4 separate regions of the Homo sapiens genome follow, and all the other regions are linked to region 2. Evidence: chromatin contacts called from ENCODE Hi-C or POLR2A ChIA-PET data. All regions are on one chromosome and are shown on one strand. The core of a region is the stretch at or near the end of the contact, and the rest is flanking DNA. Distances in the headings are between cores, read along the strand shown.

What was found. A loop is a pair of places that touch in the nucleus more often than their neighbours do. ChIA-PET counts read pairs that join two places held with the same protein, here RNA polymerase II (POLR2A). Pooled maps may share reads with other maps.
Region 1: POLR2A ChIA-PET joins it to region 2 with 13 read pairs in H1. The contact joins the enhancer-like site here to the promoter of CSRNP2 in region 2. POLR2A ChIA-PET finds 5 or more read pairs at or near these places in 2 of 52 experiments (AG04449 and H1).
Region 3: a pooled map shows a loop between it and region 2 (26-fold over the local background). The contact joins the promoter of RACGAP1 here to the promoter of CSRNP2 in region 2. A Hi-C loop is called at or near these places in 7 of 50 pooled maps. POLR2A ChIA-PET finds 5 or more read pairs at or near these places in 2 of 52 experiments (BJ and activated CD4-positive, alpha-beta T cell).
Region 4: a loop to region 2 is called in a map of CD4-positive, alpha-beta memory T cell, with 14 times the contacts of the local background. The contact joins the promoter of TMBIM6 here to the promoter of CSRNP2 in region 2. A Hi-C loop is called at or near these places in 1 of 168 maps with a recorded cell type or tissue (CD4-positive, alpha-beta memory T cell) and 7 of 50 pooled maps. POLR2A ChIA-PET finds 5 or more read pairs at or near these places in 1 of 52 experiments (activated CD4-positive, alpha-beta T cell).

What each region holds. Positions count from the first base shown.
Region 1 is chr12:52,906,633-52,909,973 of GRCh38, forward strand. It overlaps a transcript of KRT8 not described here. Among named protein-coding and RNA genes, the nearest start is that of KRT8, 3.2 kb to the left of the region's middle. Within about 2 kb of position 1,684, at least 14 of the 41 ENCODE cell types and tissues checked have a DNase peak (open chromatin) inside an H3K27ac peak, as active enhancers do.
Region 2 is chr12:51,081,673-51,085,233 of GRCh38, forward strand. It overlaps CSRNP2 (cysteine and serine rich nuclear protein 2), which reads right to left and starts at 1,924. Exons shown (of 5, transcript NM_030809.3): 1 at 1,667-1,924. RefSeq lists a silencer at 1,486-1,975 and an enhancer at 2,349-2,975.
Region 3 is chr12:50,023,636-50,026,794 of GRCh38, forward strand. RACGAP1 (Rac GTPase activating protein 1) reads right to left here and starts at 1,859. Exons shown (of 17, transcript NM_001319999.2): 1 at 1,763-1,859. RefSeq lists an enhancer at 1,722-1,811.
Region 4 is chr12:49,739,843-49,743,085 of GRCh38, forward strand. It overlaps TMBIM6 (transmembrane BAX inhibitor motif containing 6), which reads left to right and starts at 1,715. Exons shown (of 10, transcript NM_003217.3): 1 at 1,715-1,769. RefSeq lists enhancers at 1,282-1,411, 1,340-2,031, 1,652-1,971.

The sequences.
Region 1 (3,341 bases), core at 434-2,933, 1.8 Mb after region 2:
TCCACCTGCAATTACCTGATGGCTGGGGCTGGGTTCTCTGGAAGATACTGCAGGGTGTGATGTGGGGACTGGATGAAACTGAACTCAGAGGACCAACAGATGACAGCCAGATCCCCTTGAGGAGAGGGACAGGTGACATAGCCCTGACCCAGGGAAGGGGGTGACCACCTACTGGGAGGACAGATGTACAGTTTCTTCCCCATCCTTCTCTAGGAGAGACACCCAGGCTCACAGAAAGACAGGCACATAGGACCCCTACCCAGAAGGACAGAGAGACCCAGAAGCCCCCTCCTTGGAGGACAGACAAACTTAAAAAGACAGACACACAGACAAGCTCTCTTCACAATGCACGCGTGCATACACACACACACACACACACACCCCACACATTGAAGTCCCTTCCAGAAAAATGCATAGATCCCAAGAGCGGGCACAGTGAGTGGCTCCTTCACCTCCCCTCCCCTCCCCAGGCCCTGCCTCCTGCTATGCTGAATGGAGCAAGGGAAATTCAGTTAGCACCTATTTACACCAGGCCTTCTCCCAGCTCCTTTAAACAATGCCTAATTTTCCCAAGAGTGATTGGAAGGCATGCTACCCCCTCCCCAACAAACACCCGCACCCACCAGGGCTGAGAAGCTTTTAACAGAAGACCAAAGGGAGAAGGACTGGGCCCAGTGCCAAACCTGGGACAGGGAAGGCGGAAGGAGGGAGGGAGGGGCTGGTCAGACGGGTATGGCAGCCCTGGAAAGGGAGGACAGGCGCTCTCCCTATCTTCCCTCCCCCACGCTGCTGTTAGAGGGAGCAGGGGGCACTCAGGTCCTGATCTAGGCAGCACAAGGAGCAAAAAAACAGCACCCCAAAGCCTTTCCTGAAATTCCAGTCCCCTCCACCCCACCTTTCTGGTTCCCTGGTTCTAGGAGTGTCCCTTGTTTAAGGTGAGGACAGAGGGGGTTGCCAGGGACCCTGCAGTATGCAGGCTGGAGGGCTGACCCAGACCTTACCCAGCCAGGGGAAGCCCTTTTTTTCTGGGGCAGCCCAGAACCGTCTAGGGCCAGAAGTGTTTGTGTCTCATTTGTCATCTCTCTATTGCCCAGAGACCCCAGCCAAACCTTCCCCCAGATGCCCCAAGCACAGCCTCGGTGCAGGAGAAGAGGCCAGAGTTGGCCTCTCTGATGGCCCCTGCCTGGGACTTCAGGGTTAAAGGCAGAAGGAGAAGGCCCCTGGGACTAGGGCCAAGTGGTGAGGGAAGAGAGAACCAGACTGGAGCAGGCCCACAGGTACAACTCCTTGTAAGGCATTGTGGTCTACACACAGCTGCCTGCCGGACAAAAGGGAACAACGTGTTTGCGGTGCCTGCCCTACCCAGACAACTCTGCCTCAAACCGCCTTTCCTGGAGAGTGAACCAGGGAAGGAGGAGACACTCACTCCCTGTGGGCCAAGAGTGAGGGCCAGGCCCCCTACTTCTGATGGTGCAGGATAATTCAGAGAAGGCCCTGAGACCCTGAGCAGTGGCATTAAGTCTTGGGGCCAGTGGGGTGGGGAGGTAGCTGTTATCATCACTCATGATCATGGGAAGAGATGGTCTGAACAAGTTTTTTTTTTTCTTTTTTGAGACGGAGTCTCGCTCTGTCACCCAGACTGGAGTGCAGTGGCGCAATCTCGGCTCACTGCAAGCTCCGCCTCCCGGGATCTGAACAAGTTTTGCTTAGAGATCAGGACTGATGATCTCATTCGCTGCAACCTTGTTCATAATAGCCAAAGAGTGGGAACAAAACAAATGTCCACCAAATGACGAATGGATTTCTTTAATGTGGCATATCCATACGATCTAATGTTACAATTAAAAGGAATGAACTACTGATGCATGTTGGATGCAGATGAGCCTTGAAACCCGTATGCTCAGTGAAAGGAGACAGTCATAGAAGATCAGGTACCCTATGATTCCATTTATATGACATGTGCACAACAGGCAAAGCATAGAGACAGGAAGTAGATTAGTGGTTGCCTAGGGAGGGGAGGAATGGAGATGAATGCTAAAGAGCACAGGGTTTCTTTCTGGGGTGATGAGAATGTTCTAAATTTGATGGTGGTGGGCAGGCACAATGGCTCTACCTATAATCCCAGCACTTTGGGAGGTCGAGGCAGGAGGATTACTTTAGCCCAGGAGTTTGAGACCAGCTGAGCAACATAATGAGACCCCCGTCTCTACAAAAAATACAAAAATTAGCCAGGTATGGCGGCACACGCCTGTAGTCCCAGCTGCCCTGGAGGCTGAGTTGTGAGGATCACCTGAGCCCCGAAAGTTGAGGCCGCATGCATTGAGCCAAGACTGTGCCACTGCACTCTAGCCTGCGTGGGAGACAGAGTGAAACTCTGTCTCAAAAATAAATAAATAAATAAACAAATTTGATGATGGTGAAGCTGCACAAGTCTGTGAACATACTAAAAATCACTGAACTGCAAGCTTCAGATTGTTGAATTATATTGTATGTGAATTACAGCTCAACAAAGTTGTAACAAAAAGATAACCACAAAAGCATAAATGAGCTACATATAAAAAGCAGGGGCTTTGTGCCCAGCATAAGGGGTCAGGGGAAAGAAGCAAAGAGTTTGTTTAGATGCCCCAGGTAAAGAGGCTTCCTGCCTCTGGGTTAAGGCAATGCCCGAAAAGCACCCGAAATCCCTTTAAATGATGGAGCATTTTGAAATGTTATTATTGGTATAGAAATAGCTGCATTTAGCATAGAGACAGCAGAACAATTTGTTTAAATAGGAAGCCACAGGTGGTGGGTACACCCCTCAGGAAGCAGCATCATGAATAATAGAGTCAATTCGATTGCTAATTTTGTGTTATGTGCCTCAAGGCTAAAATTTTTCATTGTCAAAGCTTAGCAAATGCTGACTTTTTTGCTCTTGATCAGTGATGGATCTGATGATTAAAGCCAGCCAGGATGGAAATGGACTGCCTAGAGAGGGAGCAACCTCCTGTACCTGGAGACATGGAGAGGGACCTTGCTCACCAGCTGTCCACTGGCTCAGTGGGAGGGGGTTCTCACATCTGCTAGGGTTTGAATTAGAATGTCCAAGTCCCGCCAACTCTGAAAGCTTTTGATCCACATCCACCACCATAGAGCTTTACGCACTGAAGATGAAAATCTGTGAATGTTCTCTGGTTTGAAATTTTGCTTGTGATAAGAGATATGATTAGAAATTATTAGAACAAGAGTGAGGGAGGACAGCACAGCCTTGTTGTGGAGGAAGGAGACACAAGCCCAGCAGCCTGAAGATGTTGAGGTCTCCCACACTTTTTTTTCTTTTTTTTAGAGACAGGATCTCACTA
Region 2 (3,561 bases), core at 674-3,173:
ATTTTCCAAAGTTATATGAAATAGTTAAGATCCAGAGCACAGAATACATCAGGCTAGCACCTAATAAACAGTTCCACCAGAATATGTATATTTTAGTACTAGATCTAAGTTTTTTTCAGGCCTAAAAGGATTCCTATAACCACCAAAACAAACAAACAAACAAACAACAACAACAACAAAAAAAAACAGCATATGTGAGAGCAGCAAGAGGGACTGCCCAGGCAAAATTTTCTGGAAGAATCTATTTGCAAAGTTTAGGTAATATAAGTCTCTTTCTTAAATGAGTCCAAAGTAATAAGCTACATCTCACAGGAGAAAGCCTCTTCACTTGACTGGAACCCAACCTTCTGCTAAAGGTCAAGGAATCAAAACCTCCAGTAAGATGGTCAGGGCTACCATCTGTAGCTGGGTTGGAAGGAAGGCTTGCTGCTGTGTTACCATAAACCTGAATAAAATGACCTGCCCTGTTTCTCCTTTTACAAGATACTGTGGTTGTTTCTCATATACCATGAATTTCATGGATCCATGTGTCTTTGTGATCACCAGGATCATGAACTTACAAAGCACCCAAGTGAAAACCCCCCGCTTAAGTTAGGTGTTTAAAGAAAGCCGTGCACTCACCACCCCCACTCCCCGATTTTTACCCATTCACTAACACAAGGTTAGAATTTTCCATGCCTAAACTACCATCGTGTGGAAGACAGATCTTTGTGGGAACTGGAACATGATGCTGCATTAACTCTCAAGGATATCCAGTCATTTATAACACCGGCACAACCAACATCCTGGCTTTGTGGATTTGCAAGACAGAAAGCCAGTGAAGAAAAAAATCTGAACTATGAATTTACCTTGAACTGAAAACTGCAGGACAAGGGGACAGTGTTGTCTTGTGGGGATAACTTCTAGCATTTCATTCTGAAGAACAGTTTGTGTGTCACACTGCCACTCTCAACCCCTTTAAAAGGATGAATCAAGACCACAGCACTAAAAGGGACGGGTGGCAGTTGGCTGCGTAATTGGGCCTATGAAAAAAGATCAAGCTAGCAACCAGGGCAATTGATGCTTTCATTTTCCCACACGACGCCAGAAATATGGGAGACATCAGGAACCGGAGCGAAGGGACATGTCAAGTCACCAGTTCCTTTTAATGAACACTCCTGCCGAACCCTTCAGCTCTCGGCCCACTTCCCTCTGATTCCTGCTAACCTTCCCGCTCATTCCAATCCTCTGCAGCCCCTACCCAGCCTTCCGCATCCCTTCCTGCCTGCTACTCACAAATTCCCAACCACTCCTCCCACATTTTCCTCTGTTCCCCCTCCCCTTCCTTCACTTTCCTCCATCCTACATCATTCTCCACTCCATTCCGAACTCAATCCTCATCTGCAATCCTGCAGGCTTCCAAGCCGCCCATCGGTCTCCCGCGAGCTGCCCCCGCAGTCCGGGCCAGCGTCCTCGGTGCCCCTCGCTCCCACGCCTCTTCCCGACTCGGTTCCTTCCCAACGGCACCCGACCTCCCCGCCCCCCGACCGCTCCCGTCCGAGCCTCTCATTTCTGACCCCTCCATCCGCACGGCTCTGGGCTTGACCACTCCTCCACGGCCGCCCGAGGGCCGATCCCGAGAAAGGACGAGGCGGCACCCTCCGCCCCGCACCCCTAGGCCCATTACCGGCCCCGCCGCAGCTGCCTCCTCCCGTGATGGTCTCTGCCGCCCCCGCTGCCGCCGCCGCCCTAGCCCGGTGGGAAGGAGGGAGGAGCGAGCGAGTCCCGGGCCCCGCGGCGACGGCCGGGGAGCTCCCAGGGCGGCAGGGCGGGGAGGGAGGGCGGTGGGCAGCCCAGCCGGCAGGCAGAGAGGGCCGGGCGTCTCCGGCAACTCGGGCGCCCCCGGCAGCAGACGCCCAGAACCGCCCCGGCTCCGGCTAACAATAGGATCCGGCCGCAGCGCACTGGCTCTTATAGGCGCCGGCACGTCCTGACCGAGACCCGGGGCTGGCTGGGAAATGGAGTCTACGGGCCGGCCCACACCCAGCAGCATGCCGGGAGTTGTAGGCGGTAACTGCTGCAAAGCCGAAGCCGGCGCGCAAACCGGCTCCCGAGGCGGCAGCTCTGCTGCAACCTTTTAATGGGGGAAGAGAGGAGACTCAGCTACAGATCTTAAATAAACGAATTCTCCTCCAAAGCTCCCTTTTTCTTTCGTGTCCTGACCACACGCCATTAGGAACATGATCCCCCCTTCTCCTCGCTCATGGGGTCTTAGTCTTCAGCAATATGACTTATTGCAGCCTGCGCAGGTTATAAAGAATACAAGCAATATCTTGAGTTATCTACTTATATGAGGGAGTGCTTTGAGTGTTTTCTTTAAAAAAAAAAAAATTGCTGCCGGGCGCGGTGGCTCACGCCTGTAATCCCAGCACTTTGGGAGGCCGAGGTGGGCGGATCACGAGGTCAGGAGATCGAGACCAACCTGGCTAACAAGGTGAAACCCCGTCTCTACTAAAAAATACAAAAATTAGCCGGGCGTGGTGGCGGGCGCCTGTAGTCCCAGCTACTCGGGAGGCTGAGGCAGGAGAATGGCGTGAACCCGGGAGGCGGAGCTTGCAGTGAGCCGAGATCGCGCCACTGCACTGCAGACTGGGCGAAAGAGCGAGACTCCGTCTCAAAAAAAAAAAAAAAAAAATCTTCTCAACTTTGCAAACTAATTTATTTATTTAAATAGAAAAGGGGTTTTCGCCATGTTGCCCCGGCTGGTCTTGCACTCCTGGGCCCAGGCGATCCGCCCGCCTCGGCCTCCCAAAGTGCTGGGATTATACGCATGAGCCACCGCGCCCTTCCGCAACCTATTTTTAAGAAAGGGCGCCAGGCGCGGTGGCTCATGCCTGTAATCCCAGCACTTTGGGAGGCCGAGGCGGGCGGGTCATGAGGTCAGGAGTTCGAGACCAGCCTGACCAACATGGTGAAACCCTGTCTCTACTAAAAATACAAAAATTAGCCGAGGGTGGTAGCACGTGCCTTTAATCCCAGCTCCTCGGGAGGCCGACCCAGGAGAATGGCTTGAACCCGGGAGGCGGAGGTTGCAGTGAGCCAAGACTGCACCATTGCCCTCCAGCACGGTCAACAAGAGCGAAACTCCGTCTCAAAAAAAAAAAGAAAAAGAAAAAGAAAAAAAAGGGGAAAACCAAGATTAAGAAGTCAAAAGTTGTATGTGATTTGCCAAGGACACATAGCCTTGGTTTCTTCTTTGTTGTCTTTCCCTTGAACTATAAGGCTCGGCAAGCTCGAGCTGCATTCTCTTGTCCCCCGACCCCCACCCCGCCCCCTCATTTTGTTCTGTCATCTTGTTTGCTTCTACTTTCCCCCTTCCATACTCTGCTTGAATACACTGGCCTCATTGCAGCTCCTTCAACTGGGCAATCATTCTCTTACCTCAGGGCCTTTTGTCTGGCTTCCACCAGCTAGCCACATACTTACTCCCTCACATAATATCTGCTCGAATGTCCCCATATCCGAGATCTTCCCTAACCATATTTCTTTTTCCCTGCATTAAGAGACAGGATTTCACTCTGT
Region 3 (3,159 bases), core at 609-3,108, 1.1 Mb before region 2:
GGCAGAAGAATCATTTGAACCCGGGAGGCAGAGTTTGCAGTGAGCCAAGATCGCACCACTGCACTTCAGCCTGGACCACAGAGCAAGACTCCTTCTCAAAAAAGAAAAAGAAAAAGAAAAAAAAAGTAAACTAGTACAACCTTTATGGAAAACAGTATGGAGACTTCTCAAAGAACTAAAAATGGAACTACCATTCAATCCAGCAATCCCACTAATGGGTATAAGGGTAAGAAATCAGTATATCGGCCGGGCGTGGTGGCTCATGCCTGTAATCCCAGCACTTTGGGAGGCCGAGGTGGGCAGATCAGGAGGTCAGTAGATCAAGACCATCCTGGCTAAAACGGTGAAACCCCGTCTCTACTAAAAATACAAAAAATTAGCCGGGCGTGGTGACGGGCCCCTATAGTCCCAGCTACTCGGGAGGCTGAGGCAGGAGAATGGCGTGAATCCGGGAGGCGGAGCTTGCAGTGAGCCGAGATCGCGCCACTGCACTCCAGCCTGGGCGACACAGCGAGACTCCGTCTCAAAAAAAAAAAAGAAATCAGTATATCAAAAAGACCCCTGCATTGATATATTTATCACAGCAGAATTTACAGTAGCAAAGATACGGTATCAACCTAAGTGTTCATCAACGAAGGATTGGATAAAGAAAATGTAATATATAGACAGACATACACCACAGAATACTACTCAGCCATAAAAAAGAATGAAATCACGTCTTTTGCAGCAACATGGATAGAACTGGAGGCCATTATCCTCAGTGAAATAACTCAGAATGTCAAATACCGCATGTTCTCACTTATAAGTGAAAGCTAATCAATGGGTACACAGACATACAGAGTGGAATAATACACACTGGAGAATACAAAAGATGGGAAGGTGGAGGGGGCTGAGGGTTGAAAAACTACGTATTGGGTACAATGTTCACTATTTGAGTGATGGGGACACTAAGAGACCAGACCTCACCACGACGCGATATATGCATGTAAGAAATCTGCACTTGTACCCCCTAAATATACAAAAATTTTTTTAAGTCCCCTCCAAAAGATAAATACTTATTGAATGATTAAGCTACAGGAAAGGCGCCTTCTCTAAACACCTACAATAACTCGGAAAGCTTATTTACCCGACACATTAGAAAGATAATGCTTTCTTAAAAAAAAAAAGGGCTTATCTACCCACCTACCCCCACTTTCCGACACACACCTCTCGGCCTACGGATGAAATCCTGTGAAGAGAAATGTACGTGAAAGTGTACAAGTAAGGCCTCGTTGTTACTGAGGGTAAGAATCAGGATGAGAAGGACAAGATGTCATTGCCTTGCCTTGCCTCCCTAGACATACGAGACCCACGAAGTAGAGGGGCTCCACTGCAGGCCGCCCGGGCCTCTCAAACACCAGGGCTCTTCCCTTCGAAAACGATGGGGTGTCACTCCAACCACTCTTAAACTCGTATCTGACTGAGAGACTCTTGTTTAGGATGACTCCTGCCCTGGTCCAGCCACCACCTCAAAAAGACGCCCCCGGCTTTCCACAAAACCCGGCGCCAAGACAGAAGCCCCCGACCCTCCCAGGCCGCGTCCATTCGACCTGCCACGACCCCCACCCCAGAAAAGCCCGAGTGGAGAGGCTGTGGCTGCCAGCCTGTCCCGCTGTCCCGCTGTCCCGGACCCCCGCGGCGGCCACGGCTCACCACACGAACACTCTGCTTCCTATCACAATCCAGCGGCAGACGCACCTGGTCTGGCACCCCCACTACTCACTTCAGTCAGCCTGGCCCCACCTGGGCCACCCTTCACTTCGCTCCGCGCCTCACCCAACGGCAGAGCAGCGCCGCGCCCACAGCTCCGGTTTGAAAACCTTCACCAACCAATCACAGAGAAATTTATTCCTCCCGCGCCGTCCCTCTACGGTGTGACGTACGCGTCAGGGCCACGCGGAGGTGACGGGAACGGGAATGAGCATGCGCATTCTGACAAAGCGAAGCCAAAGGTGGCCATTTTGACTAATGTCAACGGTTTTTCGGTTTTTTTTGTTTTTTTTTGCGGTGCCCTTTCCGGAAGTCATTCAGGATGCCATATTGACTAAGGGCAAGTGGTACTTCCTGAATGCGAATTATTCTTGGTCTCACTGTCTGCGGGACTAGGGCCCTTGGAAACGATTAACTGAACAATGTCAGCTCTCACAGTAGAATCAGAAGAATACCAGGAGTTAGAACAGCAGTTAGTTTCAAGCACATTCACTGAGCTATATTATCCCTTCCATTGATGTATCCATTCAGACTTTTATTTGACACACATTGAATGAGCCCACATCATCACAAGCACTCCACTGGGAATCGGAAAAATAAAGATGGTATGGTCTCTACTGTCCAGTAGCTACGAATGGAGGCGATAGCTCTAGAAAACAAAAATAAATACAAAATGAAAATAAAATACTATAATTCCATTTAATAAACGTTATTTAGAACTTGGCATTGTGCTAGCACAGGAGCTTTCATGCTTTTTAAAAACTCTGGACCCACAGTGAGAAATACATTTTACGTTGCAACCGGGTAATGAAAACTCTGCTCATCCTTACTACATGCAAAGTACCCAGAACTCACTACTCAACAACGCATGGCTACCCGCAATTTGGAAAAATACTGGCTGGAGCATACAAGAAGCGCTGTGGTTTAAAGGAAAGATCACTTACTGTCACATTGGTCCTTAATTTAAAAAAAAAAAAAGAAAAGAAAGATCACAGATTTGGGGGAGGGAGATTAGGGAGATGTTGGTCAAGAGATATAAAATTTCAGTTAGAGGAAAATTTAGATCTATTGTACAACACAGTGACTGTAGTTAATAACAAAGTATAATGCATTTGAAAATTGCTAAGAGTAGATCTTAAATGCTCTCACCACACACCTCAATAAAGTATGTGAGGTAATGGATATATTAATTCGCTTGATTTAGTCATTCCACAGTGTATACATACATCAAAACATCACCATAAATATATAAAATTGTATTTTATCCAAAAATCACATCACAAATTTTGTAACCCGAAAATTTGACTCCACTTTTATTTTAGAGACAGGGTCTTACTCTGTCACGCAGGCTGGAGTGCAGTGGCACAATTATAGCTCACTGCAAATATGAACTCCTACACTCAAGGGATC
Region 4 (3,243 bases), core at 465-2,964, 1.3 Mb before region 2:
TTTGACCCTGAAGCTATGTTTAAAAATGGTTCCCAGTGCTAGGAGGATTTAAAACTCTTATAATAAAAATTATAGTAGTAATAGCCTGCTTACTGATCCCTTATTTACTATCTGTACTCATTCAAATGGTAAAAGGTTTCATCACTACTCTAGTTCACCAGAATGCTTCAGCACAAGTGTACTACATAAATCACTATCGATCTGTCATGCAGGAAGACATAGGTAGTGAAGATGAAGGTGAGAACTCCCACTAATAAAATGAGTGAGAGTCTCAAAGTGGGGGAATAAGGGAGGAGACCACCCCTCATATTGTCTTATGCCCAATTTCTGCCTCCAAAGAAAGAAGTAGTAAAAACTAAAAGGCAGAAATGAAATCCACAAGCAGACAGCCAGGCACCACACCCTGGGCCTCGTAGTTAAAGATCGACCCCTGACCTAATCGGTTATGTTATCTATAGATTACAGACATTGTATAGAAAAGCACTGTGAAAATCCCTGTCCTGTTCTGATCTAATTACCGGTGCATGCTTGCTCAATCGATCACTACCCTCTCAAGCGGATCCCTTTAGAGTTGTGAGGCCTTAAAAGGGACAGGAATTGCTCACTCAGGGAGCTCAGCTCTTGAGACAGGAGTCTTGGCCGATGCTCCTGGCGGAATAAACCGCTTCCTGCTTTAACTCGGTGTCTGAGGGGTTTTGTCTGCGGCTTGTCCTGCTACACTACAGCAAAAATTAGGTTGTATTATAGAAAATTAACTTTTTTGGTTTTTTTGAGACGGGGTCTCGCTCTGTCTCCCAGGCTGGAGTGCAGTGGCACCATCTCGGCTCACTGCAACCTTCACCTCCAGGGTCAAGCAATTCTCCTGCCTCAGCCTCCCGAGTAGTTGGGATTACAGGCACACGCCACCACGCCCAGCTAATTTTTTAAATTTTTAATAGAGATGGGGTTTTACCATGTTAGCCAGGCTGGTCTCAAACTCCTGGCCTCAAGTGATCTGCCCACCTCAGCCTCCCAAAGTGCTGGGATTACAGACGTAAGCCACCACGCCCAGCCGAAAATTAACTTCTATTAATTGCATACCTGGGTTTGCCTACTGAGAATCATACCCTGGATATTTGTATTCTTTACTGAAAAGAACTGTTCTATCTTTCCAGAAAGTGGTTTCCTAAATTCTGGTTTTCCTCCTGGAATCCTGCTATTTCCTTCTCGCATACTCTAGAGAAATCGAAGTGTTTTCAAAGGTGCTCTGAAGCTTACGCTCCACTAGTTTCACAGTAAATCGCCCCTTGCGAGGGCGCTTTTTTTTTTTTTTTAATGTGTTCTCTGAATCGCTTTCCCCCTTTAACACTGCATGACAAGACTAAAGCCAGAATCCCAAGACTGCAGCGCTACCCCTTCACAAGCCGTCGGGCTGTCCCGGGCGGGGCCGGCCCATTTTCACTTTCTCCACTAGAGGCAGCAGCGCACCGTGACCCTGGCTTACTACGGTAAGAAAGCGGAGACCTTTTGCTTCGAGGCGGTTGGTGGCCAGTAGTCTTGATCGACAAGCTCAGGCCTCTGAACTAAGCAGCCGCTGTTTATGCACGTACAGCCAATGGAAAGGCAGGAGTGCGGCCAACGGCCAATGAGGACTGGTCTTAAGCGGACCACAGGGCGGGGTTTCCCTCGAGAGGCGAACGCCGGGTAAAAGATCGGGAGCGGAAGTGGGCGAGTCAGAGCACATCCGGTGTTAGAAGCGCTGGTAGGCCTTGGAGAGGCGGGTTAGGAAGGTACGTCTGAACCTAGTACTGGGCGAACTGGGAGTGAGAAATGGAAAGGGAGTTAGCAGTTACTGTCTGAGCAAGAGTGGCAGTAGCTTCCTTCTGCGGACAGATGGCACCCTGAAGGAACGAGGCCCTGCTCGGAGACCAGACTCGGGAAAACAGGGTGTGGAGGGAAGCTAGGGAACTAGTGCTGCGCGTGCGCAACAGTGCTGAAGCGGGGGTGGGGCGGAGGCGAGTCTGCGGGGGTTTTGGGGGGTGTCGAGGCCTCTATTCTGCCCCAGAGCGCTGGCGAAGGCCCCTTCTCAGCCCGCCTTTTCCTTTCTCCCGCTCCTTCTCCTCTACTAAGTGTAGACGCAGGGCCCCTTGGCCTAGCTTCGATCGTTCGAATTCAGAGCACGTCCTTCCGAGGTGAAGGAACGCGAAACTCCACCCATCCGATTGCTGTTCGGCTGCGGGCGGGTCCTTTGGTCGGGCTGACCCTGGGTGAGCGGCCCGGAGCCAAGACTCGAGGTAGGGCCTGGCGGGCGGGTGATGTCACACTCCTCTGTGACACGCGAGGCTCCTCAGTTACTTAGCCAACGGCAGAGGCGGGAAGTGAGAGGAGTCTGGGGCTGGGGCTGCCTTCCAGGCCCACGGGGCGGCCCCGCTCTTTTCGGATTGGTTACCTTTGGGCAGGTGAGGTGGCTTTGCTTTGCTTGGTCTTGAGGTTTTGTGGGCGTCTTTCTAAGTCTGCTCAGCAAGGGCGTCGTTGGGCAGTTTTTATCTTGGGCCTACTTGCTGGACCTGTGGTAACAAGTAGGCTTTGGTATCTTTGTATATTTACTGAGTGTAGAATTACTACCCGGTGCCAGCCCGGGCTGCTTGGGGTCATCAGCCTTTCATTGACCACCCCCACAACAAAAATCACTATGAACTTGAGACTGTGTTCTAGCAACTTGTGAATGTGTAACCCAGTAGAAGGGCTGACTGTGCTTGAAACAGACAAGGATTTTAAGGTCAAAGGTAAATAAATGGCAAATGGACTTTTCTAGTTACTTATTGATATTTATTTACAGTTTATCTTTTGTATGTGTGGTTTAAGAATTGAATTCTGGAAAGATACCGGAATTGCATAAACACATTTCTTATGACCTGCGTATACACACTTTTTTCTGTAATTATTGTATTTACACTCTTTGGTGTTTTCTTATTCTTTGTGTCTAATATTTTTGTTCTGGCCTAAAGAATATGTTGACATTTAGATTCTCTGCCGCCACTTTCCTCCAGTAGGGACAGAATAGTTGAACCCTTGAGAAATACAATCTGTACTTTTGATCCATAGTTTGCTTCTTCCGTTATTTATCTGGTTGTGGAAACATGGTTTAGTACCTTCCTCCTCTTTTTTTTTTTTTTTTTTTTTGAGGCAGAGTCTCACTGTCGCCCAGGCTAGAGTGCAGTGGCGCAGTCATGGCTCACTTGAACCTTGACCTCTCCTGGCTTA